6 separate regions of the Mus musculus genome follow, and all the other regions are linked to region 2. A link is a loop called in an ENCODE intact Hi-C map of the cell type or tissue named here. Cell type or tissue: left cerebral cortex. All regions are shown on one strand. Links, peaks and the distances in the headings refer to the core of each region. The heading gives the core; the rest is flanking DNA.

The links. A loop is a pair of places that touch in the nucleus more often than their neighbours do. Peaks named below come from ENCODE experiments on the same cell type or tissue, not always from the same donor. Only the 100,000 strongest peaks of a DNase experiment are listed, where the experiment ranks them.
Region 1: a loop joins it to region 2, with 4 times the contacts of the local background. A loop is called at or near these places in 16 of 42 quality-filtered maps.
Region 3: a loop joins it to region 2, with 2.8 times the contacts of the local background. A loop is called at or near these places in 9 of 42 quality-filtered maps.
Region 4: it touches region 2 in a loop (5-fold over the local background); 10 of 42 quality-filtered maps call a loop at or near these places.
Region 5: a loop joins it to region 2, with 5 times the contacts of the local background. A loop is called at or near these places in 15 of 42 quality-filtered maps.
Region 6: it touches region 2 in a loop (5-fold over the local background); 11 of 42 quality-filtered maps call a loop at or near these places.

What each region holds. Positions count from the first base shown.
Region 1 is chr13:69,457,465-69,462,594 of GRCm38, reverse strand. No RefSeq gene overlaps it. Among named protein-coding and RNA genes, the nearest start is that of Gm35514, 64 kb to the right of the region's middle. In left cerebral cortex, for the core only: CTCF peaks have their summits at 1,449 (motif pointing right) and 2,342 (motif pointing right); DNase peaks (open chromatin) are centred at 1,483 and 2,331; H3K4me3 peaks cover 320 bases.
Region 2 is chr13:68,598,805-68,603,934 of GRCm38, reverse strand. The region is part of intron 1 of 1700001L19Rik (RIKEN cDNA 1700001L19 gene); the gene reads right to left. Gm34903 (a long non-coding RNA gene) reads left to right here and starts at 142. Exons shown (of 2, transcript XR_382605.2): 1 at 142-1,444; 2 at 2,037-2,382. In left cerebral cortex, for the core only: a CTCF peak has its summit at 2,530; DNase peaks (open chromatin) are centred at 1,178, 1,303, 2,177, 2,527 and 1 more place; H3K27ac peaks cover 1,512 bases.
Region 3 is chr13:69,091,977-69,097,106 of GRCm38, reverse strand. No RefSeq gene overlaps it. Among named protein-coding and RNA genes, the nearest start is that of Gm35049, 25 kb to the right of the region's middle. In left cerebral cortex, for the core only: no CTCF peak of the experiment used is centred there; no DNase peak of the experiment used is centred there.
Region 4 is chr13:69,482,975-69,488,104 of GRCm38, reverse strand. No RefSeq gene overlaps it. Among named protein-coding and RNA genes, the nearest start is that of Tent4a, 48 kb to the left of the region's middle. In left cerebral cortex, for the core only: CTCF peaks have their summits at 616 (motif pointing right) and 2,567 (motif pointing right); a DNase peak (open chromatin) is centred at 2,566; H3K4me3 peaks cover 55 bases; H3K27ac peaks cover 24 bases.
Region 5 is chr13:68,997,256-69,002,385 of GRCm38, reverse strand. It overlaps Adcy2 (adenylate cyclase 2), which reads left to right and starts at 2,845. Exons shown (of 25, transcript NM_153534.2): 1 at 2,845-3,312. The coding sequence starts at 3,091. Gm35161 (a long non-coding RNA gene) reads right to left here and starts at 2,841. Exons shown (of 5, transcript XR_873632.3): 1 at 1,721-2,841. In left cerebral cortex, for the core only: a CTCF peak has its summit at 2,717; DNase peaks (open chromatin) are centred at 2,096, 2,762, 3,631, 4,099 and 2 more places; H3K4me3 peaks cover 1,919 bases; H3K27ac peaks cover 3,566 bases.
Region 6 is chr13:69,084,532-69,089,661 of GRCm38, reverse strand. No RefSeq gene overlaps it. Among named protein-coding and RNA genes, the nearest start is that of Gm35049, 17 kb to the right of the region's middle. In left cerebral cortex, for the core only: a CTCF peak has its summit at 2,807 (motif pointing right); a DNase peak (open chromatin) is centred at 2,822.

The sequences.
Region 1 (5,130 bases), core at 498-4,497, 860 kb before region 2:
GGGAACCACAGAGTCTCCTTATAGGTCTTTTTCGGGGGTGGGGATGAGGGTGGGGGTAGGGAGATCTCTCTTCCTCTTATTCTCTTCCCCCCAACTCCTTTCTTAGTCCGTCCTTACACAGCCAGTGGAATGCTCTTGCTGTGTCTCAGTCACTGTGCTCCGTGAAAGTGCCTATGTTCAGGAAGAGAATAACCTGACTCAGCCATGAGTGACAGGCCACTAGCTAGATGTCATGGCTGCTTTAATCTCTTCTTTCTTTACCTGGATGCCTCCCAATGAGCTGGTCAGCTTGTCATATCCTATGCTCCCTGGACCAATCGCTGTGTGTGATTGCATGTGGGATGTGAGATTTCATGGGTGTCCACGGGGCTAAGAGTGGGGAGGAACACAGAGATGCCTTCGCTCGGTATGTGAACAGCAGGGAAGAAGATCTCACCATTTTACATCTGCACCCAGTCACCTCTCAGGGAAGTGGGCCTAAACACAGCTCATGCCAAGCCGACCACACATACCTTGTTTTCATGCACGCCTCCCATCTTCTGTGCCTTGCTGGTCATCTGGCAGACATTTGTGTGTGTGTGTGTGTGTGTGTGTGTAACTATTAGCATGCTTTAATTCAACTTTTCTTAAGTTCCACTGATCACCTCCAAAAGCCACGTGAGAAATCACTGGTGAGAGACATACTGGAGAAATGACAAATCTTTTAAATTCAAACTCCATTTTAGAGAACCTAACCTAAGTTTGAACTCAGGTAAACTAGCAGGCTGGTACCTAGCATTAGTTTCCAAGTTGCCCCACCCAACAAAACCGGAGCCTAGCTCCAGTCTCTAGGCTAATCTCCAACAAGACCAGCGTTTCCAGGTTACACCATCAACAAGACCGAGGTCTCCAGGTTTTTTCCCCAACAAACCTGCACCCCCCCCCAGGTTACAAGCCCACCCCTTGCCTAACAACCACCAATGCAGAGGGGAGCAGAAGTTAACTTTATGATATGACTCCCAGCACCAACCAATTATGTTAAAGGCCACAGGAGCTTTCCAATTAGATGCTTGCACATGTACTCCCTGCTTGCTGCTTACTATAAAGTCTTGCCCTATAGACATTCGGGGATCCTCCCCAAAAAAACTTTCTCTGTGACAGCGGTGCGTTGGGGGTGTGTGTGTGGGGTGAGCTAGCTTGAATAAAGACCCTGCTGTGAGTTGCATCAAATTGGCTTCTGTCTGGTTTTCTTTTTTGGGGGAGGGGGGGCGAGGGGGTCACTGTTTCCCTGGCACTACACTGGAGTGTGCTCATCCTGTTTTCTGGAAGCAATTTAGAATTCTTGAACAAGTACCTGAGGTCAGCTGCTGCAATATGAACAAGGGTGAATCGTTTTTCTACACAGAGACCACAGGACCGTGAGAGAAAACCAAACAAAAACTGAAACCCAGTTGGTGCAAACCAGAGACACTGGGGGGCGCTATTTCTCTACCCAGGCTGCCAGTGAGCGGCTGGACTCTGAGCTTTGGAGCACTTTCTTCCTTTCTGCAGTTTCCACTCTTGTCTGGGGGCTCACAGGTGTCTGTCGTTCTTCACACCTGACACGCTTACTCCCACAAGCTAAGATCTCTTCACCCAAAAAAGGCGCCTGGCTAACCTGTGACTTTATTTTAGGGGGAATTTCATGCACCAAGCTCTGGAAAGGAGAGGAAAGTCTGGGCGTCACGTCACTTCCAGACATCTGCCCACACCCAGGAGTCTCGAGTGGATGGATATGACCGTCCTCATAGCTTGCTCTTCACTGATGAGGAGACATGTGTGGAACCCACCTGGGCAGGAGTGACCCTCGGGAGTGGCTGAGATCTCAGAGGACTATGGGGTTGGGGATCTAGGTGTTTGGGGCTCATGAGTGGGACTCACGGGGCAGGGAGGTTTCGAGTTTTTGTTTTTGTTTTTCCCAAAGCACAACTCCTCTGGACTCTTCTGAGAAGAACACAAGGCATTTAGACGTAAAGATACTCCATCCACAGCAACTAAGAAATAGATTAGGGACAAAGCACCAACGTTTTACAGCTTAGGAAATGGGGTTTCTGGGGTCTCTTGGAAGGGGCCTCGAAGGTCGGCAGTTGGGTGATATTTCTAGATCACTTCCAGCTGTCTTCCCCTTGGCACCTTGATATTAGTTGTAAGCACAGAGGCAGCTTAATATTTTATTTGTAAGTAGAAGTGGGTGGGAAAGTTATTCTTCCTTGGAAAGAATTGTTGAAAGGAGAAGGGTGGCATTTTCCATGAGTTGTAGGAAAATGGTTCCCTTAGCCTCACTACCAGGGACTTCAGGTCAGAGAGTTTCACCACTGGCCTCCAGGCGGCGCCATCGCCTCAGCGCAGCTCCATGGTGACTTCGCAAGACTGCAAATTAGAAGGTAATTAATAGAAGAGACTTTTAATTGTTTCTACATTCTGGAAATGAAACAGTTTTCCTTTGAAGAAAATCTAAAACTTAGTGTTGAGGGGAGTAGCTGAAACTCTTTCCTAAATTTAGATATTCCCAAAGTGTTTACAATTACTACATATTGTTTAGAGTGAGCCCAGGATTCATTATCTATTAAGTGATTTGCAGCAGGCCTTCTTTAAATGACAACTTCTTAACTTCTTTTCATTTATTATAACATGCCACAGTTTTATTTGAATATAAACAACACATTACATGATATACTTTTGTTCCAAACAGCATACTAAGTGATGGCTTTCCCTCCCGGCCTTCTTCCCCTCCCCCATCTCTAATGTCAGCTTTGCTAGCCGGGGCCCCTCCAGCAGTAGCTTCAAATCCCGGGCCTCTCCAGCAGTAGCTTCATTTCCCTTTCCTACCACACTCATTTTCCTGCCCTCTCTTTCTTTCCCTCTTTCCTGACATCTTCCTTTCCCTCTTTCCTGCCCCTTTTTCTAGTTTAATGATTTATACCCCCTCACAAATTTCTACATGAATATAAAATTTAAAATACAGAATAGGCATGTGAGATGCTTATTACATAATATCTGTCTTTCTGAATGTGTATTATTTTTTAAAATTATAATAGATTTCAGTCTACCCATCTTAATAATGATTTTAGATTTCTTTACGGCTGAATAAAATTTTATTGTGTGTGTGTGTACCATGTTTTATTTGTCCATTCATTTATTGAAGGGAATCTGGGCTTATAGCATGACTTTTGGACCCACTGGTGGTAAAAATGACACAGAGGCTTGTTCATATTTTAAAGCTTAGGCGTTTTAGCTAGGACAGTCTCCCAGCCAGCCATCTAGCTTAACCTGAGTAATTCTGACACTACATCTCTCCATGAGGCTAAGGCTACCTCTTTGCTCTGCTGGATCCATATACCTTCATGTCCACTGGTGAATCCCCCTCAACTCTTTCTTCTCTGTATCTCTCTGTCTCTGTCTGTCTGTCTGTCTGAAGCTCTGCCCTCCACTTCCTGCCCAGCTATTGTCTGTCAGCTCTTGATTACAGCCAATCAGATACAATTCTGCATTGCCTCTAGGCTAGTGAGGAAGGACAAGGCTGCTGAGGGGCCATGGAAATGACAATACCAGGATCCTGCAGCATTCAGATCTCTGCCAGTACAGAATTAACAACGGAAAATACAGAGACACATCTTTACACAGTGTCGAAAAGGTAACTCCAACATGGGCTAGTTACCCTTCCTAACTATTGCAATGGTGTGCCAGCTAACATGATTGTGCAGTATCTCTGCAGCACCCAGAATCCCAGCAGAGGCACAGCTGAGTTGTCGGATAATTCAGGTTTTTGAGAAACATCTATCCTGATTTCGATTGTGAATGCCGGTGCTGTAAACGCAGTATGGAGCTCATGGGAGTGAGACACAGACACATCTGGTTGGAGGTCTCTGGCCATGAACAAGGGTGCTGTTCATCAGGTGACTTCCAGAGCACGCTCTGTTGACAGAACTTTGGGGGATTTTTTCTTGCTCAGTGGGACCCAGGCAGGATTGGCTAGTGACTGAATTATCATGTGCTGAAAGACTCAATTTTTAAAATTTTCTTTCAAAAGTTTGGGGTTAAGACACAACACAGATGTATAGACCCCGACAGACCCAGACAGACAGAGAGACACAGAAACACACCCACCTACACACACTGTGTGATCACTTTCTGCCGCATAGCCATCTCATATTGGTTCAGACTGCATGTTCACAGCAGAGAATTCAGCCTAACAAAAACAGGAAGCAGCAAGCATTGGTAAGATTTGGGTGGTATTACCTGGAACATCTTGAAGGTAGAGTGACTGAGGATCTTCCCCGTGCTCAGCTTCAATCTTGCCACCAATACAGGGCTCCCGGGTGCTTTAAGATTGGCCCCTTTTCCATCAGTATACAAAACACAGATGCCCTTGTGTGGTGTGAAGCTGCCACAGGCTGGTGACTGATTTTGGCTTTGAACACTATGCACATTAGCTACAGGGAGACGTGGATGGATGTTTGTTAAGGACAACCAGACAGGGTGGTCTGAGTGATAGGACCAGACATCCAAGAACACCAGGTCTTGACTAACATGGGTGTTGGTGGCTTCACCTTGCCAATGTGTGCGATCCAGACGTCACCATCTGTCCCCATGGAACCCTTCAGAGCAAGAGAGGAAGGACCCAACGAACAGTGTCCTGATTACAGTCACAGTTCCCTGTTCCCAAGCATGACACACGGAGCGGTTCAGCATTTGAGAAAGGTCTTGTATCTAAAGCGATTCAGCCCAGGTCTCCTTGCCCTTGTTTGGTGTTCAGGACGTGGGTAAGCTGATAATGTTTACACAGGAGGAGATAAACAGACAGAAAAATAGCCTTTCTTCACTTGTATAATGATAGCTCTCACTGTGTTTTTTTTGTTTTTTGTTTTTTGTTTTTGTTTTGGGAGGTCTGCCTGATTTACTTATGTTTTTGTATGTATATATATATGTGTGCACACACATGAATATACATGTATAGGTATATGTGCACATATGCATGTGTGGTGACCAGAGGACATCCTGTGTCATTATCTCTCTGGCACATACATTATTTATTTATTGATCTATCTATCTACCTATCTATCAGCTATCGATTTATTTATTGAGCTGGAATCTCTCACGAGGCTGGAACTT
Region 2 (5,130 bases), core at 523-4,522:
ACTTATTGTCTTCATTCCAATGTTGCCCTTTTATGAAACTAACTGCTCACTGCAGAAAAAAAAAACAGGCATACATAGACATACATGCAAACAGAACATAAACAAATAAAAAATATAAAAATAAATTTTAAATTAAAAAAATATTCTCAGTGCTGCCAGATGAGGGCAGCCAACCAAGCATAGAGTTCAGACGTGATGCTAAAAATGAGTCTTGTGGATTAGTAAGAACAAACTCTGCCATGATACTGGTTAAGCTTCTGGGTTGCTCAGGCATGGCCTAGCTCATCCTGACTACAGTGGAAATTACTTGTCAGTGGCTGCTACTCCTCTCTTCAAAGCTACTTGCCCACAAGCATATGACCTACTTTCAAAACTGTAAATCTCCAAGGTCATTGATTCTGTTAGGGCCTTGTTTGAGTTCTGGTAAGCCCAGAGCCTATCCTTGGGAGTCAGGCCAGTAGGCTAAGCTAAGAAAATGTTAACAGGAGTCACAACTCTGTAGTCTAGAAGGCTGCAGCTTGTCAAGAGTGGGTATCAGAACCTTTGAAGGTCTGTGCTTAACTGTTCTCCACGGCTTGCCTGCGGATAAGATCCTGTTCCTTCTCCTGGCGCATTGGAATCATAAGCTTTGACGATTTTTACAACTTCTCACATAAGAATATTTTACTCTTGAGCTGAAATTGGCAGAATTCCTTTCAACTGACTCACTTTTGTCTCGCTCTGGAAGAGTAGGTGGACTCCATGCATCCTGCCTTAGTTCTCAGACCCATCACTGAGGCCAGAGATTCAGCCTTTGTTGTCTGTGTCATTCACTTTTATCAATTCACTTCTGCCAGAGCTGGAACGTGATCCCTAAGAGCTCATGTGTTGGAGCTTGGTCTCAAAAAAAAAAAAAAAAATCCAGGCATAGTGGCTCACAGTTACCATCCCAGAGTTGAAAGGTAGAGTCAGGCAGACCCTTGGAGGTCACTGACCACCCACTCTTGCTTCCTTGGCAATCTCCACAACAGTGAGAGACCCTGTCAATGCTCAAAGGCTCAAGGTTGTCCTCTGGTCTCCATAGATATGGACATACAGAGACATGTACACCCTGCATACACACCAATGAGAAAACTGCAAAACATACAAATGTTTGTGTGATCCTCTGTGTGTGAACACAAAATCAGAGCCATAGCACTGCATGTAGAGGCACGTGGCCAAAGGACATGCCACGCCTGTTTGTGGGCAGTGTTGCTGGTAAGAATGTCCTCCGTGCAGAAAGACACAGTGGTCTCCTCTCTTCCTCTTCTCCCCTGTGGCTGAGCTCCCAAGAGAAGCTGGGCTCCCTCCATTGACAAGATTCCACCTGACTCGGAGGAAGGCTCAATCTTGCTCTGGTACACACTCTAGGACATGCTACTCCTGGGGACAGGTCACTGGACAACAGGCTTGCTGCTAGCACAAGGTGAGAGGCAGGTGTGATCGACCCTGATTGTCCCACGGGTAGAGTACTAAACCACACATACTCCAAACAGAAACCCCTGGTTTACTAAATGCACTTTTCGAAAAAGGTGACTTAGGCCTTCCGTTCCATATATTCATCCCTCTTTTAACTACCACGTAGCAGGTGTTTCTGGAGTACCCAGGGTATGCCAGTCTCTATTCTGATTGCTGAAGAGATAGCAAGACAAAAATTAGCTCCTGCCCCACCCACCACCCACCCTGGGGCAGCTGAAAATTCACTAGGGGAAGAGCCACAGTAAGATAAGCAAGTGGAATTTTAATAGGCTAGATAGGAATAGTTGCAAAGGGAAAGGGAGAAATGAGTAGGGAGGGGTGGGCGTGCAAGAAGGTGCTCTGCATTCTACTAGCGTGGCTGTGAATCTACTGGACAGTCAAGACAAGATCCCTAGACCCTACCAGGAACATGGCCACAGCTCTACAGCTGCTTTAGCACATGCGATCAAATATGATGGCTGTCTAAGGTGACAGGGCATCATGCGTGAGGGACTGAGGGATCACACCCCTGTTTATTCTACCCTGGCTGTCGTCCTTAGGAATCTCTGCTTTGCAGCTCTAGACAGACTGCATGAGCCTTCATACGCTGGAAGTTCTTACTGCCCTGGATGAAGGACATTCTGCAGGCAGGGAGGGAGAGCTTGTGACACATAAGGACACCATCAGCCCTCGCCTCCACGTCTGCAATTCCACACATGCAGAATGGATTCTGGATAATCCCAGCAAAGCCAGAGTGGGGCCTGTGGAACACAGTTTTCCTCCAAACAGCTTTCTACAATCCACCCTAGCACGCCGGAAAACACATTCTAAAGCCACTTAGGCGATTTCTTTTTAATGTCACTGTTATACTTTGAGGGATTTAATAAAAACCTTCATAAAAGGGCATTTTCCTCTGACTCGGCTTTTCCATTTCAGGGGGCAGAACCGCTGTGCACAACAGAAGGAGAAAAAAGTAATTTAAAAACGCCTTTGAACCGAGTCTGCTCTGCAGCCTCTGGAAGTGTATTTCTCAGGGAAAGACAGGCTGCTAGAGCCCCCTAGGGAGCAGTGCAGGAGCTGACCACATTTTAGATGGTAGCATGAGAGGACAAATTTATCATCTTATTCAGCCACATTACCGGGGTCTTAAGTAAGTTTGCAGCCTGCAAAGCAGGACTGTGGTGGACTCCCTGGGGTGGATGAGTTAGAAGATCAGGGACACTTGCCAGCCACATGCTCATCTTTACTGCGGTCCTCTGCATTCCTCTCTGAAGGGAAGGAGGGCTGGGCAGTTCATGGGTGGGCTGCTGGGAATGGACAATTAGTGAAAAGAAACTAATTGTTAGGAGCTACAGCTAAAGAGCAATTGCTAGCTGTATATATACTGGGTGTACTACATCTCATGCCACACTGGTTACCTAAATCAAGTGTGTGTGTCTGTGTGTGTGTGTGTGTGTCTGTGTGTCTGTGTGTATATGTGAGTGTGTCCCTGTGTGTGTCTGTGAGTATCTATGTGTGTGTCTGTGTATTTCTGTGAGTGTGTATCTATGTGTGTGTCTGTAAGTCTGTGTGTCTCTATGTGTATGTGTATGTCTGTGTGTATATGTGAGTGTGTCCCTGTGTGTGTCTGTGAGTATCTATGTGTGTGTCTGTGTGTTTCTGTGAGTGTGTATCTGTGTGTGTCTGTAAGTCTGTGTATCTCTATGTGTGTATGTCTGTGTGTATGTATGTCTGTGTGTCTATGTGTGTCTGTGAATGTGTGTGCCTTTGTGTGTATGTATGTATGTGTGTCTGTGTGTATATGTCCATGTGTCTCTATGTCTATGTATGTCTGTGAGTGTATGTCTGTGTGTAACTGCATGTCTGTGCGCCTCTATGTGTGTGTGTGTCTGTGTGTATCTGTATGTCTGTGTGTCTATGTGTGTTTGTAAGTGTGTGAACCTTTGTGTATGTGTATATGTCTGTATATATTTGTGTTTGTGTGTCTGTGAGTGTCTGTCTGTATATATCTGTATGTGTGTGTATATCTGTATATGTGTGTGCCTTTGTGTGTGTGTATGTCTCTGTGTGTTTATGTCTGTGTGTGTGTGTTTGTATGTCTGTGTCTATGTGTCTCTATGTATTTGTGTGTATATGTCCATGTATGTGTCAGTATGTCTGTGTGTCTCTATGTGTGTGTCTATGTGTGAGTGTTTGTGTGTGTCTGTATGTCTAGGTGTGTGTGTATGTGTGTAAAAGCTGATATCTAAATTTTTGATGTCTGTATGTCTGTGTGTCTATGTGTGTGTGTGTGTGTGTGTGTGTGTGTGTGTATCTATGTGGCTCTATGTGTGTGTGTATGTGTGTGTCTATGTGTGTCTGTGAGTGTGTGTGTGTCTTTGTGTGTGTCTGTATATCTGTGTGTGAGTTCTGAAAGTATTAACAGTGGCCTTTAATCCCAGCACTTGGGACGCAGAGGCAGGTGGATTTCTGAGTTCGAGGCCAGCCTGGTGTACAGAGTGTGAGTTCCAGGACAGCCAGGGCTACACAGAGAAATCCTGTCTCGAAAAACAACAACAACTACAAAAACAAACAAACAAAAAAAACAGTGGCTGAGATTGTGTTGTTATTTTGCTTTTCATCAAAAAGCACTCTACTTTGCATAAAGAAAAGTTTCCTGGAGCTGCCTCTTATCAGACAGAGCACCCGACACCCCAGTTTATCTCATGTGACCTGGAGAACAACTTTGTCCCTATGTTGGGAAGTTTTCTACACAAACAGAACTTAATTTTAACTAGTACAAGAAAGAACCTTCTACGGTGTTTGTCCACGTGGGTATGCATGAAATACTGATATGAGCAGTTTTTGCTCATAAATAGCCACTGAAACAAAACCATGCCAATGTTCCTTCGATTTCATAATTAACCCAAGAAGCTGCTTCAGATTAGGTTCACAGTGTATGTAAAGCATAACCTTTCTAATTCAATAGCTGACTGTTGTTACACTGAGGGTCTGCGTTTCCACTTAGGCTGTGTTTATTCCTTACAGACACACCACTGCTCAGGGGTGGGGGGCAAAATGCAGTCTAAGATATGAGTCCCAGCTGCGAGTGAGAAATGGCCGTGGCTGGGACAGAGTTCTCAAACTCCTATGCACCCAGACTCTGTGAGAACAGTGAAGAGTTGAGAGCTCTCCTCCTGTGTACCCAGAAACTACTGGGGATGTCAAGGAGTTGGGAACAGGGATTCAGGCCTGCTATGAGCCTGGGGAGAGAAGGGGGGCTTAGCTCCAAGTGAGTGCCAAGATATGGAGAAGCTGGAAGAGAGCCTCCTACAGGAGACTTTAGGCACTGCTCTGTATGATGAAGTCATTTGAGAGGAGAGAACCTTAATTAATAAACTGCCTCCATTAGACTGGGCTGCAGGAAAGCCTGTAAGTCATTTTCTTAATTAATAATTGATGGATGAGGGCCTAGCCCATTGTGGGAGGTGCCACCCTGCTCCTGGGTTCTATAAGAAAGCAAGCTGAGCAAAGCCATAGTGAGCAAGCCAGTAAGCAGCATCCCTCCATGGCCTCTGCATCAGCTCCTGCCTCCAGGCTCCTGTCCTGCTTGAGTTCCTGCCCTCACTGCTTTTGTATGATGAACTGTGCTACAGGGCTATGAGTGAGGGAAAT
Region 3 (5,130 bases), core at 341-4,340, 490 kb before region 2:
TGTTGCTTCCTGTTATTTTTGTTGTTAAAGTTGGCATTCTGTTCTTGTGGCTTTCTTCTTTTAGGTTTGTTGAGGGATTATCTTCTTGTTTTTTCTAGGGCGTGGTTCCAGTCTTTGTATTTTTTTTTCTGTTATTATCCTTTGAAGAGCTGGATTCGTGGAGATATAATGGGTGAATTTAGTTCTGTCGTGGAATACTTTGGTTTCTCCATCTATGGTAATTGAAGGTTTGGCTGGGTATAGTAGCCTGAGCTGGAATTTGTGTTCTCTTAGTGTCTGTATAACATCTGTCCAGGCTCTTCTGGCTTTCGTAGTCTCTGGTGAAAAATCTAGTGTAATTCTGATAGGCTTGCCTTTATATGTTACTTGACCTTTTTCCCTTACTGCTTTTAGTATTCTATCTTTATTTAGTGCATTTGATGTTCTGATTATTATGTGTCGGGAGGAATTTCTTTTTTGGTCCAGTCTATTTGGAGTTCTGTAGGCTTCTTATATGTTCATGGGCATCTCTTTCTTTAGATTTGGGAAGTTTTCTTCAATAATTTTGTTGAAGAAGTTTGCTGGTCCTTTGAGTTGAAAAATCTTCATTCTCATCCACTCCTATTATCCGTAGGTTTGGTCTTTTCATTGTGTCCTGGATTTCCTGGATGTTTTGAGTTAGTATCTTTTTGCATTTTCCATTTTCTTTGACTGTTGTGCCGATGTTCTCTATGGAATCTTCTGCACCTGAGTTTCTCTCTTCCATCTCTTGTATTCTGTTGCTGATGCTGGCATCTATGGTTCCAGATTTCTTTCCTAGGGTTTCTATCTCCAGCGTTGCCTCACTTTGGGTTTTCTTTATTGTGTCTACTTCCCTTTTTAGGTCTAGTATGGTTTTGTTCATTTCCATCACCTGTTTGGATGTGTTTTCCTGTTTTTCTATAAGGACTTCTACCTGTTTGGTTGTGTTTTCCTGTTTTTCTTTAAGGACTTGTAACTCTTTAGCAGTGTTCTCCTGTATTTCTTTAAGTGAGTTATTAAATTCCTTTTTTTATGTCCTCTACCATCATCATGAGAAATGCTTTTAAATCTAGGTCTACCTTTTCAGGTGTGTTAGGGTGCCCTGGACTGGGCGAAGTGGGCGTTCTGGGTTCTGATGATGGTGAGTGGTCCTGGTTTCTGTTAGTTGGATTCTTATGTTTACCTTTCGCCATCTGGCAATCTCTGGAGTTAGTTGTTATAGTTGTCTTTGTTTAGAGATTGTTTCTCTGTTGATTTTGTTACCCTCTATCAGCAGACGTGGGAGACTAGCTCTCTCCTCTGAGTTTCAGTGGTCAGAGCAGTCTCTGCAGGCAAGCTTTCCTCTTTCAGGGAAGGTGCACAGTTATCTGGTGTTTGGACCTTCTCCTGGCTGAAGATGAAGACCCAAAACAGTATCTTTCCTAGAAGCTGTGTTGCTTTGGCCAGGAAGGTGGCCGGTTGTCTGGAGCAGAAGATGGTGCCGCCTCAGAAGCTCTGTGGCTCTCGCCTGTCCCAGAAACGGCTGGCCTCTGTATACCACCCCCTCACCCGTGCAGCCTGCCCTCCGCGGAGTCCTGGAGCCAAGGAGGCTCCCGCTGGGGTCTGAGGCAGAAACCTCTCAGGCCGGGCGGTCCCCTGTGCTCTCACCAGGAAGGTGGCCGGTTGTCTGGAGCCGAAGATGGCGCCGCCTCAGAAACTCTCAATTGTTTTCATATAATGTGCTCACTATACCCTTTCCCCATTCCAGCTTCTCCCAGCTTCTTTCAGCTTCTCCCAGCTTCTCCTAACCTCTCTACTCAGAAACTTTATGTTCTCTGTCTCTGTCTCAATAAACTAAACACTAAAATAAAACCCAAAACAAAGCAAACTGAATAAAAAAGGACAAGTAACAAAATCAAGCAAAAAGTACACCAGAGAACATGGAGTCTGTTTTGTATTGGCCCACTACTCCTGCACTTGGGGATTGCTCTGGAGTGTGGTAGACATACCCAGTGACACTTCACTAGAGAAAATGGATTTCTGCTTTTCAAGCAGATATTAATTAACAAAATAGATTAAGGGTCTTTTTGAAAAGCCACATGGAAACCCAGCACTATAGAAGCCATCTGAAGTATAGACATATATGAAAGAAATTCACTGTATAGGAGTCACCGTACAGTAGAAGAGACAAGACCTTAACTTGACATCCTATGGTACCAAGTACAACCTGTAGAGCCAGAAATGAGTTACATCTTGTTGAGGTGTTGACCAAAAGTTACACACACACACACACACACACACACACACACACACACACACACACACACTATGACACCACAGGCTATTGCTAAAACTATTGGTTACTCTATAACTGTGCCTGTAAGACCACATTGATGAAGACATAATTCATTTATGCCACCGGACATGGAGAAATCGAGTTAGTGTCCAACTTTAAGCTTTGCCCCTACTAACCATTGTTCATCATACTGGAATGTACTTTATATACTACTAGAGGAAAAATGTCATTAGTATTATCAAGCTACAAAACCTGTGACCTAGAACAGTGAACTGACTGGAAGATATATAGATGAAACAGTGGTACAAATGTTATATAAGTAAACAACTACCTTCAGATTGGGATTGAGAGGAAACCCATGACTGACACGCCTAACTCGAGACCAGATAGGTCATTGACCAAAGAGTAAACTAACTATTGCTCTGGTAAAAGAACATAACAATAAATGGCTCCTAATGGCATACCACTATGCTCATAAATCAGTGCCTTGCTTGGCTCACATCAAAGAAGTTTCTTCATACAGTGGGTGGCAATCAACACACAGACTCACAGCTGGACAATATATAGAAGTAGAGACTTTGGAGTTGTAAGGAAGATGTCTTCATTAAATCCTTCCTCTCAGATCTCAGGGATCTATGTAGAAGAGGAGGGGAAAGGTTGTAAGAGCCAAAGGTGGTGGAATATTCCAAAGCTCCTTGATTTCTGTGAGCCCCCATGCATCCTGGTCAGTTGATTCTGTGTAGCTCACTTCTTTCGATGCTTTAATTTTAGCACGGTTCAAACCATTCAAAAGTTCACTTCAGCATTCTAAAGACTCAATGAAATAGTGTTAACAGAGTCTCCTGGTCATAAGCATAGCAGAACAGCATGATTTTGTTTTTGTATTTTCTAAATAATGACATCTCTGCAATGCAGCCTGGGTTCTATGACACAAGAACTGCAAGCAAACATTTCTTTCTTTCTTTCTTTCTTTCTTTCTTTCTTTCTTTCTTTCTTTCTTTCTTTCTTTCTTTCTTTCTTTCTTTCTTTCTCTCTCTCTCTCTCTCTCTCTCTCTCTCTCTCTCTCTCCCTCTCTCCCTCTCTCTCCCTCCCTCCCTCCCCTCTCTCTCTTTCTTTCTCTCTTTCAGATTTGCTTTTTTATTTATATGAGTACACTGTAGCTGTCTTCACACACACCAGTAGAGGGCATCTGATCCCATTACAGATGGTTGTGAGCCACTATGTGGTTGCTGGGATTTTAAATCAGGACCTCTGAAAGAGCAGTCAGTGCTCTTAACCACTGACCTATCTCTCCAGCCCACAAGCAAACATTTAAATAAGCTCTGGTTACATCATCTAGGAGAGATTACTGTGTCTCTTTTTAAATTTTTTATTTTTTTATTTTTAGCAGCAATAGTTCATTGTGTCATTGTTAACCTTCTTTTGATAAAACTCTCTTTTGTAAAAAAGGAACATTCAAACAACACCATAAAAGCAGAAAAATAATATGCATTGCAAAAATCTCATTTTCAGGAAGGAGTGGTGTTAAAACGTCCATTTCTCTCTGTATTTTTTATGTGTTTTCCCCTGTAATTATCTGCTGCATTTATAGGCAGTGAACAAAAAGGTTTTTTCCTCCTGATCAATTTAGAAACTGTGTTGTTTTCTTCTTAGTCACATGCAAAGATGGTAGTTCCATGATGTAAAAGCTGAGTTGAAGATTCCTTTAAATTATAATTTCTGAGTTACTGGTAGATTAGACGGATGGATGCTTTCTCAACAGTGAGTGAATAGCGTGCAGGTTGAGTGTGATTTTCAGGGAAATAACAGTAATTTCTGTCATAGGATTTCAGAAGCAAGGCGATATTAAGTACAAAAGAAGGTCTTTTGCAAGTAGGTCTGAAAATGTGATAAAAATTTTAGAGGAAAAACGCTTATGATATGATTTATTGCCAAAGTCACATACACATAGTTCAGAAAAGGAAGGCGGGGAACCATGGAGAATGCTAAAATGGTAAATAATATAAGTCCTCTCCATATTTTGGTATATGGCCTTTCAGAATTTTTCTCCCTCCCCTTATATTTATCAGAGACAGGGACAGACAGACAGACAGACAGATAGGCAGGCAGACAGATGGACAGAGAGACAGAAAAATATAAAGTCAGAGAGACTTGCATGGTAGTCCATGTCTGTAGCCTCAACTACATGCAAGATGTAGGATCTCAAGTTCAGGAAGCAGGCCTAGGCAACTTAGTGATACCCTTGCTCAAAATCAAGTTTAGGAAAAGGCTGGGCAGGTGAGATGGCTCAGCAGGAAAGGCATGTGTTGTCAAACATGTCAACTTTTGTCTCCTTTTACATCTACACAAGTGCTATTGCACACACATTTGCACACATATACACATATGTATTTTCTGTCATGATCTGGATATTGTTCATAAAGACTTCATCTTTGCTTTTCAGTAGATCAGGAATACTTTTCTGTGTCAATAGTTCTATTTATCACTTTTGTAAATTCTGTTTTACTGGGTTGCATAAGGCTTCATGCATATGCATAATGAGTGTGCTTTAAGCACATAAATCCAACTCACTGCTACTCTTTCTAGCCTTCTTGGTCCCCTTTGTTCCTCTACACAGTTCTCTGATTTTATGCATCTCTATAAAATGACAGACAGTTGCACATAAATGTTTACTGCAGCACTGTTCATGATAGCTAAGCAAGGAGCTGACCTAGGTATCTCTCAGCAGTAGACTTCTTACAATATCTGAAGTGTTGTTCTGAAAGTCACATATAGCATATTTACATCTTCACCGTGTATGTGTGTTGGAGTTGAGATTGCACACATGTGTGTATTCAAGTGTATCCACCTGTGTA
Region 4 (5,130 bases), core at 487-4,486, 880 kb before region 2:
ATTAAACAATTCTGATCCTCCCCCGGAGACAGGGAGGATGAAGCGTGCGCCTCGAAGGAGGACAGTTCAGTAAGAGAATTACTCCACAGCAGGCTGGAGTTTCATGTGAGATGGGGCATCCAACCTTCTCCTCCGGTGCTTTTTAAGTTAGCAGATAAAAAACTCCGTGCGGCTGGCTTCCGGGGATTTGGCTGAAATGACCTTTCTGAGATGTGACATGGACTCCTGTCTACAGTAGGCTGGGGGTGGGGGTGCGAGAGTGCGGGGCGGGGCGAAATTGGTCGGAAATCTCTGTTTGCCTGCCTTTTGTGGCACAGAAGGAACTCCGTGTTCCTCTCTAAGCCTGTGCCCAGTCTCAGGAAAGCCAGCTACACCAGCTCATAGTGGTTCTGGCCCTTCTAGCACGAGGGGCTAAAAGCACGCTGAGGGAGGGAGGGAGGAGGGGATCTGCAGGTGACGCGGATAGATGGCTTCCTTTGTTCCTGAGTTCAACTCAGCAACTTAGCCTCGTGTCAGAATAAATTCTTCTGTTAAAGATTTATTTATTTTATGTATGTGAGTACGAAGTAGCTGTCTTCAGACACACCAGAAGAGGGCATCAGATATCATTACAAATAGTTGTGAACCATCACGTGGTTGCTGGGAATCGAACTCGGGACCTCTATAAGAGCAATCGGTGCTCTTAACCAGTAAGCCATCTCTCCAGCCCCCAGAATAAAAATGTTAAAGACCTAATTTTATTCTATGTGTATTCATTCATATACGTGTGTGAGTGTGTGTGTGAAGTGTTTGCAGGTGCCTCAAGAGCACCCTTGCAACTTGAGTTTTTAAGTGGCTGTGAGCCACCTAATGTGGATGTTGGGAACTGAACTTAGGTCCTCTGGAAGCATCAAGTGCTCTTAACCAATGAGCCTTTAAAGGGGCAGCAGGTATCAGGCAGGCTCCGTGCTCTTCCACCATAGCCGACCTACCCCATCCCTGCTCCCACACCCAGAGGTGTTCTTCAGGGTCCACACTGCTGGATGACACACATAGGCTCACCAAGAGGCTCAATTCCCAAGGAGCCTGAGTTTGCCTGTTCTGGGGAATAGGCAGTTTCTTTAATGGCTGCTCCATTCACATGAGTTAAGTTTGATTTCCAACTTGGGGACCAATCCTCTGTCCATGACCACCTGGAAAAATCCCACAAAGGACATCTTCCACTGGGAAATGTGAAGGACTTATCTTCATCAAAGGCAGTGACTTCCCATCCTTCTGGAGAAAGGAGCCCAAGCTCCTTGGGGTTTCTGGCTCCTCTGTTTAGCCTTGCTCACCCCCACCCCCTGCCTTTGAGGCTTCATTGTGGCAGAGTTCAGAGGGGCTGATGAGCATGTCTGCTCTGACCCTCTTGACAACTACTTAGATGTGAGAACAAAGGAAAGGGCTAATCGGATATGGGGGGGGGGAGTTTTTCGGATTTCCTTGTTGCTGCCTGCCAGCTCTTCAGAGACATCTTTTGCTCAGTGTCAGTATTTCTCCTGCAATTTCTAAGTGGAAAGCAGCATGCTATGGAAGTGTCCAGCCTTTTTGATATGACCTCATCATCTGCATTCGCAGACACTCTAGGCTGCATGTACTCAGCAGGGCAATGCTTTAACCTGGATAGATTGAATGTTTATGCCTCCCCACAACGTTTACACTAAACCCCAGTACTGCTCCCAGAAGCATTAGGAGAGAAGGCCTTTGGGGTGGCAAAGCTTCACAAGTGGGGCTGATATCCTGATAGAAGAGGCCTGACAGTAGTCCCTTGTCACCTGACCTGGACTCTACCATAACAAAATTGCTGGACACTCCAGCCTACAGAGCAATGGGGGCAATTTCTGAATATTTCTTTTCCCCTTTGTCCCCCTCGTGGTGTGTGTGTGTGTGTGTGTGTGTGTGTGCATACAGCCCATCATGGTGGGACAGATACGGTGGCAGGAGCTGAAATCTGCAAAGCTAAAAGGAAGCAGGAAGTAGGACCAAGCTGTAAAGAGTCAAGGCTCCCCCACAGTGACTCATTCCCTCCAGCAAGGTTCTATCCCCTGAAGGTTCCACAACCTTCTCAAATCGTCCCAGCTGCCAAGGTCAGAGCGCTCAGACATGTGAGCCTATGAGACAATTCACATTGTGGTGGTTTGAATGAGAGTGGCCTCCGTAAGCTCATATATTTGAATGCTTGGTCCCCAGTTAGTGGATGAGAGCTTTTGGCCTTGTTGGGGTGCCGGGGAGGCGTGTCACTGGGTGTACCAGGCTCAGTATCTTTCTCAGCTTGGAACTTGTAGATCAGATGTGAGCTGTCGGTTACTTCTCCAGTACCATGTCAGCCTCCCTGCCACGGCGATAATGGAGTAACCCCATTTAAATGCTTTCTTCTCTAAGTTGCCTCTTCATAGCAATAGAACAGTAACTAAGACAACATTCAAACTGGCATCTTGTGCACACGTGGGGCTTTCATCCGAACCTGCTTTCACACTTGGCAGTTTGAGCTAGCTAGCTAACTTTTCTGTGTGGAGGTGAACTGTGCACTGTAGACCACTTTTGGACTCTACCCACTAGAGGTCAGTAGTGCTGCGAGTTGGAGTCAAAAAGGATATTTGCTGGTGGCGGTCGTCCACCTGCCCAACAGTCCTTTATGGGCAGGGGCTCACACACACCCGGAGGCAACACCTGAGGACATTATCATGCACATTGTTGGCCATAGAGGTGGCTGGAACAGAGAATTTCATTTTAAGTGTATTGTTTAGTACCTAGATATCTTTGTTTATTGAATTTCTTTGCATTGTTTGCCCAGATTCTTTGTTTGTTTGTTTGTTTTTTTCTTCTATACTTTTAAAAGACATATTTTCAGTGTTAATGACTACGTGGTAGTCTCAAGTATCTGTAGGGTACAGCATGACATTTCAAGGTCATACACTCAATGTGTAATGATCAGATCAGGGAACCTAGTGACTTGCCTGTAAAAAATCATAAATATTTCTGTTGGTCACTTATATAAATGCTAGCCTGATGAACCAGAGACCATGCCCATATCTACTGAGTACAGGATAGCCGGTAGACGAGTGCTCCACCACCTGTGGGATGACGGAGGATGGCTCTCTCAGCTCACCTTTCTCCTCTACAAAACAAAAGTGCTAGACTATTTCTAGATTAACCCTTCCCCCAGTGATTTTCAACACGAGTTTTTTTTTTTTTTTTTTTTTTTTTTTTTTTTTTTTTTATGTATGTGAGTACACTGTTGCTGTCTTCAGCCACACAAGAAGAATGCATCGGATCCCATTACACATGGTTGTAAGCCACCATGTGGTTGCTGGGAATTGAACTCAGGACCTCTGGAAAAGTAGTCAGTGCTCTTAACCACTGAGCCATCTCTCAGCCCTCATCGCAAGGTTTTGCTAATGTATTATATAGAAGGCTAGATAGCAAATAGCTGAGAATTTGTGGGTCACACAGCACGGCAAATGCACAGGAGTGTCGACCGAGGAAGACAGTCAACAGGTTACTTCTGCTGTGTTATCTCAGGTAGAAATCAATGTCACCAAACATGGTTACAGAATAGGGGCCAGACAGTGGTGAGCCAGGATAGGATCTCCCCAGACAGTGATGAGCTGGCCAGGGAAAGGTTCTCCTAGTGGTTCCAGCTGGGAACAGGAGGGTCCTCCAAGACAATGATGTACTAGCTGGTCAGGAGAATACCTCCCCAGACAGTGATAAGCTGGCCAGGAAAGGGTCCTCTAGACAGGCATTTCATTCAGGGAGGAAAAGGTATAAATGCTTTCCTCAAGACTTCCCTTCGTCTCCTTGGGTAGAGCTGCCCACCTGTTTCTGCCTTGCCCAGGGTGGCCCCACTTTTTAAAACAGCAGGTGGTCCCAGTCTAATTGATTAACCAAAGTCGGGGTCTAGTTGCTTGAATCGATGGCTTGATGTGTCTCCACATGGCTTGATGTGTCTCTGCATGGACAACACTAGAGTTTGGGGTTTGTCACATGGCAGAGCCCCTGGGGAGGGGATGAGGGTCCTTATGAATGGGTGGAGGGAGTGTTTCTGCTAGGCCATCCTGTGAGACCACATCGCCCTTCCTCTCTTTGCCCTGTGCCCTCATCCATGGGAAGATGCTGCTGAGAGAAGCAGCCATGAACACCACACTGCAGGTGCTCACCACTACTGAGCCTTGATCGTCAAGTGTTGTGTTGTTTATTAATTCTCCAGTCTGGGGGTAATTCGCTATAGTTACACAAAGGGTTGAAGTCAATGCTTTTGAGCTAGACAGTAAACACACTGACAGGTCAAACCAACAGGATGTCAAAGAAATGGGTCTGATTTTCAGCAAGAAGGTATTCTAATGAGAGACAAAGAAGGACACTTCCCAGGAAAGACTGTGCCCTGTGGAGGGATCCTGGCACATGTGTTCGTTAAGGTTTCCTGGCTTAGGTAGGGAGCAGGTCAAACTGATTCATCGAGGGCCCATCTCCATCTCTCCCTGTCACGGTGCAGACTGCTGACATCCACAACAGGGATGTGAGACACATGAAATGGTAGTCTTTTCTATCAAACACTGCACAACTTTTGTTCTTGTCAAGGAATTAAAATCTGTTACATTCTTCATCTTCTAAACCCTTTATGCAGACGTTTTAACCCTTACACCCTTTAAAAACATTTGTTTACACAAAGGTCCTGCTGCATTTTTGGAACTTAAGCTACTTACGTGGTCCGCCACTTCCCACTTCCCATAATTCCCTTTACAACCCTTTCTCTTCTTGAAACCCTTTAATTGGAGTGGCGGTCCTTCTGCAACCCTGAACTTATTTCTAATGATGACAAGGGACATTTTTTTATTCAGGTCACTTTGCAGCCTCTCACCATGAAGATATCTGTGTTTCCCATGGTCAGCCTGTGAGGACAGTGGATTTGTAAGAGAACAGGTGTCTACCAGAATGGCAGCGCATGACATGCACCTTAGATGGATTTGTTCTGGAATTCTCCCTTGATAATACTCTTCAATCCTTTATGCCTGTCTTATGGACAAGAATATCAAAGTATTAAGACTCATTAAAGTGCTGACTCACGCTACGGAGTGACATCTGTGTGGCAGATGATGTTCTGGAGGGCAG
Region 5 (5,130 bases), core at 329-4,328, 400 kb before region 2:
TAGAAGGGTGCCCTCTAGCGTTGCAGGAAAGATGACGTTTTCAAATGTTCTTTTCCTCCCACAGGCCTAGTTAGAGCCTCCATAGTTGATTTCTTTGTGCATTTTGTCACAAATTGATGCAGGGTACATTTATGGGCAAGCCCCCTTGCTCCATATGCCTTACTGCTTTGCAGCAGTGCTGACACCTGAAGGCGCAGAGATGAGCTAGAGGACTCCTTAGGGTCCCTTTATTGTCACAAGCCTATATTTCATGTCTTGGCTTTCTACTAAAGGTTATTTCTCATTTTGTCTCACACCGCTTAGGGGTTATCTTTCCTCTTCTTTTGCCTCCCTTTCAAAAATAAGAACTGTTGCAAACTTTGTAAAAGATTCTTGGTCCCATGGATACCAAAACACTGACAGAATAACAATCATTTTAAATAGTTCACTTTTTTTCTTTTTAGTATTGCATGTGAAACATTGACAGAGGCTCTCATAAAAAATAAACACCCCAAACGAAACAGAACAACAAGTCCTGATGCGACCACAGAGGAGGCAGACACCACCTTAACTGCCATGGTGCTTCCTTCCAAAGACTGGTGTGTGGTGACTCCATTGAGGGAGAGGGAGAGCAAAGCAGAGAGGAACACTGGGTTTTATTCCTGGTTGCTTCCATGGGTCTCTGTCTTTCTAAGGACACAGGGAACACCTCCAATGGCCCCAGGCTGTCTATACTCCCCCCCCCCATCAGCATTTAGTGCATGTATGGTAGGCACAAAATAAATATTTGTTTAATTAAATGGAAGAGTGGGACACTAAACACCCCCTAAAGGCACATGCAGGGTCTTTCCAGTTAGATTTTTGTCTTTATTTCACTTTTACAAAATATTTTAAGATTACTTTAACAAAATCTCTTGAGCTGCAGTTTCTTACCACATATGTCATGGATGGACAACGGATGTTAAAATACATTTTTCTTTTCTGCTAGAGAAAAGAAAGTACTTAAGCATTGCTGTTCCCTCATAGGTCTTACACTTCCCCACCCTTTATACTTAGATCACTGATTGTCTTTTCTTCCTTCTCGTGTGGGTGAAGGAGAATGCTTCTTAGTGCTAGCAGTGAGGAAATGGGAGCTGGAGAGGAGGTGAGTAACAGAACTTCCCTAGCAGGGAGGGACTGGAAATGCACAATTCTGCCTAACCTAGACAGTCCTGCACATAGAATCTGCACAGCCTACTTAGCCATGTTTCCTGCGAGTGGATCAGCCCTGGCTATTTATAAGTTCTATTCATTAGTGCTATTTGTTGTTGAGGCTTGCTTTCGGGATGTCTAAACACCTATACAACCTTAAAATTTATGGTTGCTGGTTCAGAAGAAAGGGCCCAGTCAATCAGAGGGTTTGAGCCTGCAGGAGAAGTTGAGGCTCCATAGAAATGTCTGGTAAAGGGTGAGGTTTTGTTTATCAGAGGTCAAGCAGGGCAGGGAGGCTCCATGACAAGCTTGGTTTCACTATTAGGGATCCATCGTGATTTCCTCCAGGACTGGGTGAGGAAAGCTGGGATGTCCTGGATTTCAAGTCAACTCTCCCATTAACTCCATCCTTGCCCTCTATCGAGGTTGAGAACACAGCTGTGTCTTCACTCTCTGGGTCCAAAAATAAAATCCCTGGAAATCCCTGGGTCTGAGACTCTGTGCATGGCCTAGGTCCAGCATTTGAGAGTCACACAGTTATTCAGCTTACCTGTTCATGCTGGCTGGCTTGCAACTCAGGTAGGCAGGCTGCTGTCAGGGAACATGCAAAGGTCTAAGGCAGTTCCGGGCTGACAGAGAATGTGGAATAGCTCTTGAGGCGGTGTTGTGTTTTGGACTCCTTAGAAAATGATTTGGGGGAGAAAAATGGCTTGTGGGTTCTTTGGATGGAAGGACAGGAAAATAGGAACCTTCTAGAAGCAGTCTTTTGAAGGTCAGTGGTTAGTCCTGTCATCTAGAAAGAACAAAGGTTGAGGTCACAACCACGAAATGCCTGCCCAGCCTGTCCACGAGGATCTAGCTAGGTCTGTCATGCTTCGTGCATTTGGTCCCCGAGAGTGTCAAGCGGCATGGGATGAGTGATTCCCAAGCCAACCTTGCCCACAGAGGATGATTCTCATTCCTTGCTCCAACTTCTGTGCCATCCCTGTCTGACTGAAAGGGTTCTGGGGAGATCTGCGATGCCAAACACAGAGGTCCATAGGGTACTTCTAAGGCGCGGAGAGCAAAGGCAGAGAAAAGGAGAGGCCCGCTGCCTGAGGACCACAGGTGTCTCCAGTCACTGTGTAATTGAGTTCGTGGGGGCCATTCTTTCAAAAGGACTCCCACAAGTCCTGGAGGGTCCTAACTCCTGCTCTGTACTGGGAGTCAAATTACAATAGAGAAAGTGAGAAAGAAGCCACATTTTGCTAAGTAGGCATACTAAAGAGGGGTGGTCAGGGATATGGGACCCCCTCTCCAGGCTGGGGGGTATTAAAGCATGGCAGCCTTTTACACTGCTGCCTTGTGAGATCATGGAGAGGCAGTGGGGACTCTGGCAGTCAGGTGGGAGACTCCAGGAGCCCAACAGTAGCCCTCAGGCTGTTCTCTGCTGTAGTGGAGAACAAGGCTGAAGCCCCAATCTGCCTGGCTGGAGTCCAAAAGCGAGAGGAGGAGGCGCCCCACTGTGCAGCCTGCGACAGGCTGGAGGGCAAGGACTCGGTCTGAAGCTTTCTCTGGAGCCCAGCCTGGCCGTCGGGGGGCGGTGGTGGGCGCGGGCCGGCGCCGCCCCTGCGCGGAGGCCGGTGCGCTGCGCGCGGGGTGGGGCGAGGCGGGCCGAGGGGCCGGGTGGCTCCCGCCCTCGCGAGCGGTGGTGGCGGCGGCGGCGCCCGGGAGCTGCCCTGAGGCCGCCCCCGGCCCCCGCCCGCGCGTCAGCGCGCCCAGCCCGGGGCTCCGAGCTCCGCCCGCGCCCGAGGCCCCTGAGCACAGCTCCGGGCGGGCAGCCGGCGGGTCGCGAAGCGCGGGGGCGGCAGGCGGTAGGTGACCACAGAGCGGCGCTGCCCGGGCAGGGCGCGCACAGCGGGCGCCCCGCGAGCCGCCCCGATGTGGCAGGAGGCGATGCGGCGGCGCCGCTACCTGCGGGACCGCGCCGAGGCGGCGGCAGCAGCGGCGGCGGGCGGCGGCGAGGGGCTGCAGCGGTCCCGGGACTGGCTCTACGAGTCCTACTACTGCATGAGCCAGCAGCACCCTCTCATCGTCTTCCTGCTGCTCATCGTCATGGGCGCCTGCCTCGCCCTGCTCGCCGTCTTCTTCGCGCTCGGGCTGGTGAGTGGCCTCCCCGTGGCTCCGAGGGGACCGCGCAGGCGACCGTGTCCCGCCCCAGGCTGCTCCTCACCCCTGTGCCCTGCCCGAGGCCGGCCTGGCTAGGGCGAGAGCTGTGGACAGAGGAAAAGTTTCCTTGGAAGGCTTTGCCCAAAATAAAGTTGCCAGGGCTTGCTCCAGGTGGACGGGCAGGGCGTGTGGGTTCAGCATCTCTGCGCCCCGTGGCCAACTCTGCGCTTTCTCCCGGCGCCGCTGCCCGCAGCAGAGGCAGTCCTCAGGCTTCCTTGGCGCGCTAGCTGCCTCCCATCCCTGTCCGCGGAACGCCCCCGGCTCTCCTCTCTGAGTTTGGTCTGGGCATCATTTAACTCTTAAAAAACAAGGTGCTTTGGGAAAGCAGTTCATGACAGCGAAAATGAAAACCAGATAATGTTGTGCATCTTGGCTTTTGAATCTTTTCGTGTTTAGCCATGTAGAGAGAAAGTGATGGAGTGTTGAGCAGATGCCCAAGCCTCATCTCCAGAGACTATAAGTGAGCTAAAAATGGAAGGGACCCTCGCTGCTTTCCCCTTTTTAGAGAAGTGCAGGACTCGATCATGGTTCCCTGCTGATGGTTAAAGCATGTTTTCACGGCTAGAAGCATTAACGCAGCTCAATAGCTGATGTCAGTTTTTCTGGTTCATAATTTTCAGTCAGGAATCTCAGGCTGGCTCCCTGGAGCCCTGTAAGGAAATCTGTAGATGGCGGTAACTTCCTCTTAGCGCTCCCTTCTCTTCAGTGTGGTTCAAACTTTTCCCCCTGACCATGATTTGCCTGTGCAGACTGTCTTGTCCGAGGCCTGGATCAGCTCGTGAGTTGTGTGGTTAGAGGATAATGCGGGATGTTTCTGCTGAACGGTGTTCCCAGAGCTTAGAATGTAAAGACATGCCTGTTTTCACCAGTCTCAAGCAGATTCAGCTCACGCTGCCTCAAGGACACAGAAACTCTGTTAGGTATTTGACAATTCGTTTTATATATCCGAACCATATGGCGCTCACATTATGAATCGGGAGGAAAAAGTTTCAGTCACGGTACAATTTTTTAAATGTCCCCCACGAGCGTGGGTCCTGTTTTCTGATTGAGTTCCATGAGGTAAGGAAAGATAATCCAACGTGGCAGACTATGACGTCACTGGCCCTCTCCAGTAGCAGGCCAAGCAGGGAGCTCCTTTGATCCTGGTAGCCTAGGTGTGAGAAGACGACAGCCCCACCCCTGCCGCACTTGCTTGTCCCTACTTATAAGACCAAAAAGAACTTAAAGAGAGATTTGGGGAAGGGGGGCGGGATCACGGGCGGGGCCAACAGTCTTTAAAGACCTCACCTCACTTTCACATTGCTGGCAAGAAAACATCACAGTTGTCCTTTGGAAACGTGTTCCTCCTAAGTGTTTCTGTTTGTGAGTAATTCAAATCCTTCTGGCTGGTTCCTTCCTAAACGGAGAGGAGCAGGTGATGGCCTATTTATAGTGCCATTAGTCTAGGGAGACAAGTGCGAAGTTCGTGTTCCCCAGGCACACTACTTTGTTTTCCAGGTTAGAACGCTCCAACTTCAACCACGTTGAATTAGGTACTCTTGAATGGGTCCGTGAGAAATTCATGCCAGGAGAACTTAAGGGACTTAAGGCTCCCTTTTCTAAGTTGCCTTTGTTCTTCCCATTTGTCCCTAAAGAGTCTCTTTTATGTTCTGTTTTGCTTAGTTGAAATGTTGGAAAGATAGCCTTTAAAAAGTCTTTGAAACCTTCATAGATAAATACCATATACAATGTATTTAATCACATCCGACTTCA
Region 6 (5,130 bases), core at 492-4,491, 490 kb before region 2:
TATAGACATATATGAAAGGAATTTAAATGGAGTCACCATATAACAAGAGAGAGAATGCTCCAACTAGACATTATATGCTACCAAAACGTTGAACTATTCAGCCAGCTCTAAATGGAATGTCTTTAGTAAACCCTTCCCCTCATATCTCAGGGAACTATGTGGAAAAAGTGGGGGGAATATTGTTAGAGCCAGATGTGATGCTGATGCCAAGAAATAAGCTTCCAGCAGACACAACGGGGTGGATGTACACATGAACTCTGAGACTATAACAGCACACATAGCCCCGAGCAGTTTCAAAACAAACAAAATCCCAGTACTGACTGGAAGAAGTGGACACAAAGTCCTACCCATAACCAAGAAGATACTTTCAATTGATTCTTGCTGGCAAAGGAAATCAGATTTGTCTGATAAAGTTCCACCAGCTATATGAACTACTCTCCAAGGCAGTTCATGTGTTCAGGAACAGCTGATTAACAAAAAACCGACTGCATTCATTTTGTGCTTTTTATGTTTTGGTTTGTTGTTTGTTTAATGTGTGTGTGTGTGTGTGTGTGTGTGTGTGTGTGTGTGACTGTTTTTTGTTTGTTTTGTCCTTCGTTTCCTTTTCTGTCTTATGATTTTTTGTTTGTTTGTTTGTTTGTTTGGACATAGAGAGACATCTTGAAGTTGGCTTTATCAGGAGATGGAGGCATCTGAGAGAAGCTGAAGGAGGGTAAAGAGTACAATCCAAATATATTGCATGTAAAAATTTTAAATAAAACTCCCCAAATCTCTTTTTACATACTAACAAGGATATCTGAGGGAATGGGCTTTGTTGTGGCAAAAGATGGGAAAATGCCAGTGGGTGGTTAGTCTCTGAAAGCAGTGACTATGGATCTAGAAGCCTTGGTGAAGTGGGGGTGTATTAAATTCAAGAAACAGAGCCATAGACCATCTAGCTCTTTTAGTAAGTAAACATGTAAAAGAAAGTTTGGAAATTTTCTTCTTCAGTCAGTAAGAATATCAAAGAATATAAAAAATCTGCAAACATGTATTTGGGTCAGATGAAGAAGTAAATTGTCTAAAGAAACACTTTTAAAAATCCAGGTGGAAAACAGTGACCCCATGAACCAACTGAAATATATTCTAACAGAAAATGCACACGTCCTTTAGTAAAGGGAATAGTGTACTGATAAATATTGATATACTTTCATATTTTTTTGTACTGGCTGGGTTTGTATGTCAACTTGACACAAGCTAGAGTTATCACAGAGAAAGAAGCCTCCCTTGAGAAAATGCCTCCATGAGATCCAGCTGTAAGGCATTTTCTCAATTAGTAATCAAGGGTGGGAAGGCCTGTTATGGGCAGTGCCCTCCCTGGGCTGGTAGTCCTGGGTTCTATAAGAAAACAAGCTGAACAACCAGGGGAAGCAAGCCAGTAAGCAGCACTCCTCCATGGTCTCTGCATCAGCTCCTGCCTCCAAGTTCCTGCCTTGTGTGAACTCCTGTCCTGACTTCCTTTGGTGATGAACAGCAATGTGGAAGTGTAAGCTGAGTAAACCCTTTCCTCTCCAACTTGCTTCTTGGTCATGATGTTTTATTCAGGAATACAAACCCTAAGACATTTTTCTTTCTTTTTCTTAACTAATACAGATTTTTAAAAATAAAATAACATGTGCATGGTATTTAACTTTCAACATATAATAACACCAGATATAGACAGTAGGTGTGATCAAGTCATATTAGAGTAAGAAAGTAACTGAAGTGTAGAACAAAGGGGACAGGAGATATGATGAAGAGGCCAACATGAAACTCTTGTGGCCATCTCTGTGACTGTGGGTTTGGAACTGTCCACAGGAGACTGGTTGGTGAGTCAGTATGCATAGGAAGAAGACAATGACTGCCTCTCCTTCATACCCAATGTAGCCAGCAGCTCAGGGGGAGGTGGTGGAACCCTGTGCACCCCCCAAATCCAGGTCAGTGAGACTAGAAACAAAATAGGCACCATGAGGGAAAAAGAACTTGGAGGAGTTCGTCAAGGAGAGGGAGATGAGAGGTTGGGTGATTGCAGTAATCAGATTGTACCACATACTTGTATGAGAAATTTTAAGGAATGAGTTTCACAAAGATTATTTAAAAGCATATATATTTCCAAATATATAAATACATCCTTGTCAGTCCCTATATTTTTGTGTGTGTAACCTCATGGCCGACCACTTGGTGTTGGATAATCCATGATAGGTCTCCTCCCCGGGGAAGACTGTTTCTCCTGCTCTCAGCATTCCTTAGCTGCCTGATGTTCCTTTTCCATGGCTAAGGACCCAGGACATTTCTCCCACATTAGTGTGTCTATTAGTGTTGTCCTTGTTCAGGTCTGGTTTCGGCAGCCATGTTGTTGAGCTGGAAGTGTGATCTCACAGCAGCTCTCCAGTTCCTCTTCCTTTTACCGTCTCTCTGTCCCTCTTCTGGTTTGATCTCTAGGTCTCAGGTGCAGGATTGTGTTGTAGACATGTCATTTGGGGCCACTCGGCCTCTTGTTCTTTGCAGTGTATTTAGACATATGTGTAATAACTATTAATGAAATAGAGATCATTAATTTAAGAGAGAGGGGGAGAGAGAGAGTGAGAGAGAGCAAGTGAGAGAGAGAGAGAGAGAGAGAGAGAGAGAGAGAGAGAGAGAGAGAGAGAGAGAGAGAGAGAGCAGGATGTGTTGGGAGAGAAACATAAAAGATGAAGATGGTATAATTATATGTTAATTTCAAAGACATGTTTTTGAAAGCTAACAAATAAGGTGAGTCTGTGTAATACAGTCTTCCCAAGGAAAAGATGACCACCAGGTGGCAGTGGAGCATTTCATGCATTACTAGTGGACCCTGGGAGAGGTTGAACTGACACCTTCAATAGAGGGTGACTGAGTCCCTGAGCAGGAGGGAGCCAGCAAGGAGATTGCTGAGGGAGAGTGGAAGTGAAATGGGTGCTAGATAGATGTCTGTGCTCCGAGAAAGAGCTATCTTTTAGGTCTGAGAAATCCAAAGACAGCAAGAGCTTGGGATACTTGTAGCCCTATGGAAATATGGTACCTAGAAGGGCGTTGTGCAAAGAAGGCATGTTTCACATTGTCAAACTTTAACTGACTTGCTCCTTAATTAAAACATACATTACAGAGCATTTGAAATGAATCATCCTGTGTGCCACGGAGGAAAAAACCCAATAAAGTGGTCATTGTTGGCTCATTTATTTAAGAGTATTTTATGTTTTTATTTTTCTCTTCTTTTAGCTACTTTAAAAGACACAAATTCTGTGTTTAAAAAAAAAACCAATAACATACTGTCAGATTTGTGATACTTGTAGATAGCATATTCATAATACTAATAACACGAGGAAAGTCAGGATAGTATAAACATATATCTTCCTGAAATTAAGTTAGTATAAGTCTGAAAAATAACATTATAATACTCAGAGTAGCCACTAAAAAATTAACTTAAAAATATAGTGAAACATTTGATAAATTACTGCCTTGAATTTTCATTCAATTTAATATAAATCAGTATAATGAAAATATAAGAATGAAGAAAACTACAGTACATGAGGGATCATGTGGTGGTGATAAAGCAGAGGTTAGAAGGAAATTACAGCTGAGAAAGACCATGCTTGCCCTTCCGCTCGACTCGAGACTCGAGCCCCGGGCTACCTTGCCAGCAGAGTCTTGCCCAACACCCGCAAGGGCCCACACGGGACTCCCCACGGGACCCTAAGACCTCTGGTGAGTGGACCACAGTGCCTGCCCCAATCCAATCACGCGGAACTTGAGACTGCAGTACATAGGGAAGCAGGCTACCCGGGCCTGATCTGGGGCACAAGTCCCTTCCGCTCGACTCGAGACTCGAGCCCCGGGCTACCTTGCCAGCAGAGTCTTGCCCAACACCCGCAAGGGTCCACACAGGACTCCCCACGGGACCCTAAGACCTCTGGTGAGTGGATCACAGTGCCTGCCCCAATCCAATCGCGCAGAACTTGAGACTGCGGTACATAGGGAAGCAGGCTACCCGGGCTTGATCTGGGGCACAAACCCCTTCCACTCCACTCAAGCCCCGGGCTACCTTGCCAGCTGAGTCGCCTGACACCCGCAAGGGCCCACACAGGATTCCACACGTGATCCTAAGACCTCTAGTGAGTGGAACACAACTTCTGCCAGGAGTCTGGTTCGAACACCAGATATCTGGGTACCTGCCTTGCAAGAAGAGAGCTTGCCTGCAGAGAATACTCTGCCCACTGAAACTAAGGAGAGTGCTACCCTCCAGGTCTGCTCATAGAGGCTAACAGAGTCACCTGAAGAACAAGCTCTTAACAGTGACAACTAAAACAGCTAGCTTCAGAGATTACCAGATGGCGAAAGGCAAACGTAAGAATCCTACTAACAGAAATCAAGACCACTCACCATCATCAGAACGCAGCACTCCCACCCCACCTAGTCCTGGGCACCCCAACACAACCGAAAATCTAGACCCAGATTTAAAAACATTTCTCATGATGATGATAGAGGACATCAAGAAGGACTTTCATAAGTCACTTAAAGATTTACAGGAGAGCACTGCTAAAGAGTTACAGGCTCTTAAAGAAAAGCAGGAAAACACAGCCAAACAGGTGATGGAAATGAACAAAACCATACTAGAACTAAAAGGGGAAGTAGACACAATAAAGAAAACCCAAAGCGAGGCAACGCTGGAGATAGAAACCCTAGGAAAGAGATCTGGAACCATAGATGCGAGCATCAGCAACAGAATACAAGAAATGGAAGAGAGAATCTCAGGTGCAGAAGATTCCATAGAGAACATCGACACAACAGTCAAAGAAAATACAAAATGCAAAAGGATCCTAACTCAAAACATCCAGGTAATCCAGGACACAATGAGAAGACCAAACCTACGGATAATAGGAATTGATGAGAATGAAGATTTTCAACTTAAAGGGCCAGCTAATATCTTCAACAAAATAATAGAAGAAAACTTCCCAAACATAAAAAAAGAGATGCCCATGATCATACAAGAAGCATACAGAACTCCAAATAGACTGGACCAGAAAAGAAATTCCTCCCGACACATAATAATCAGAACAACAAATGCACTAAATAAAGATAGAATATTAAAAGCAG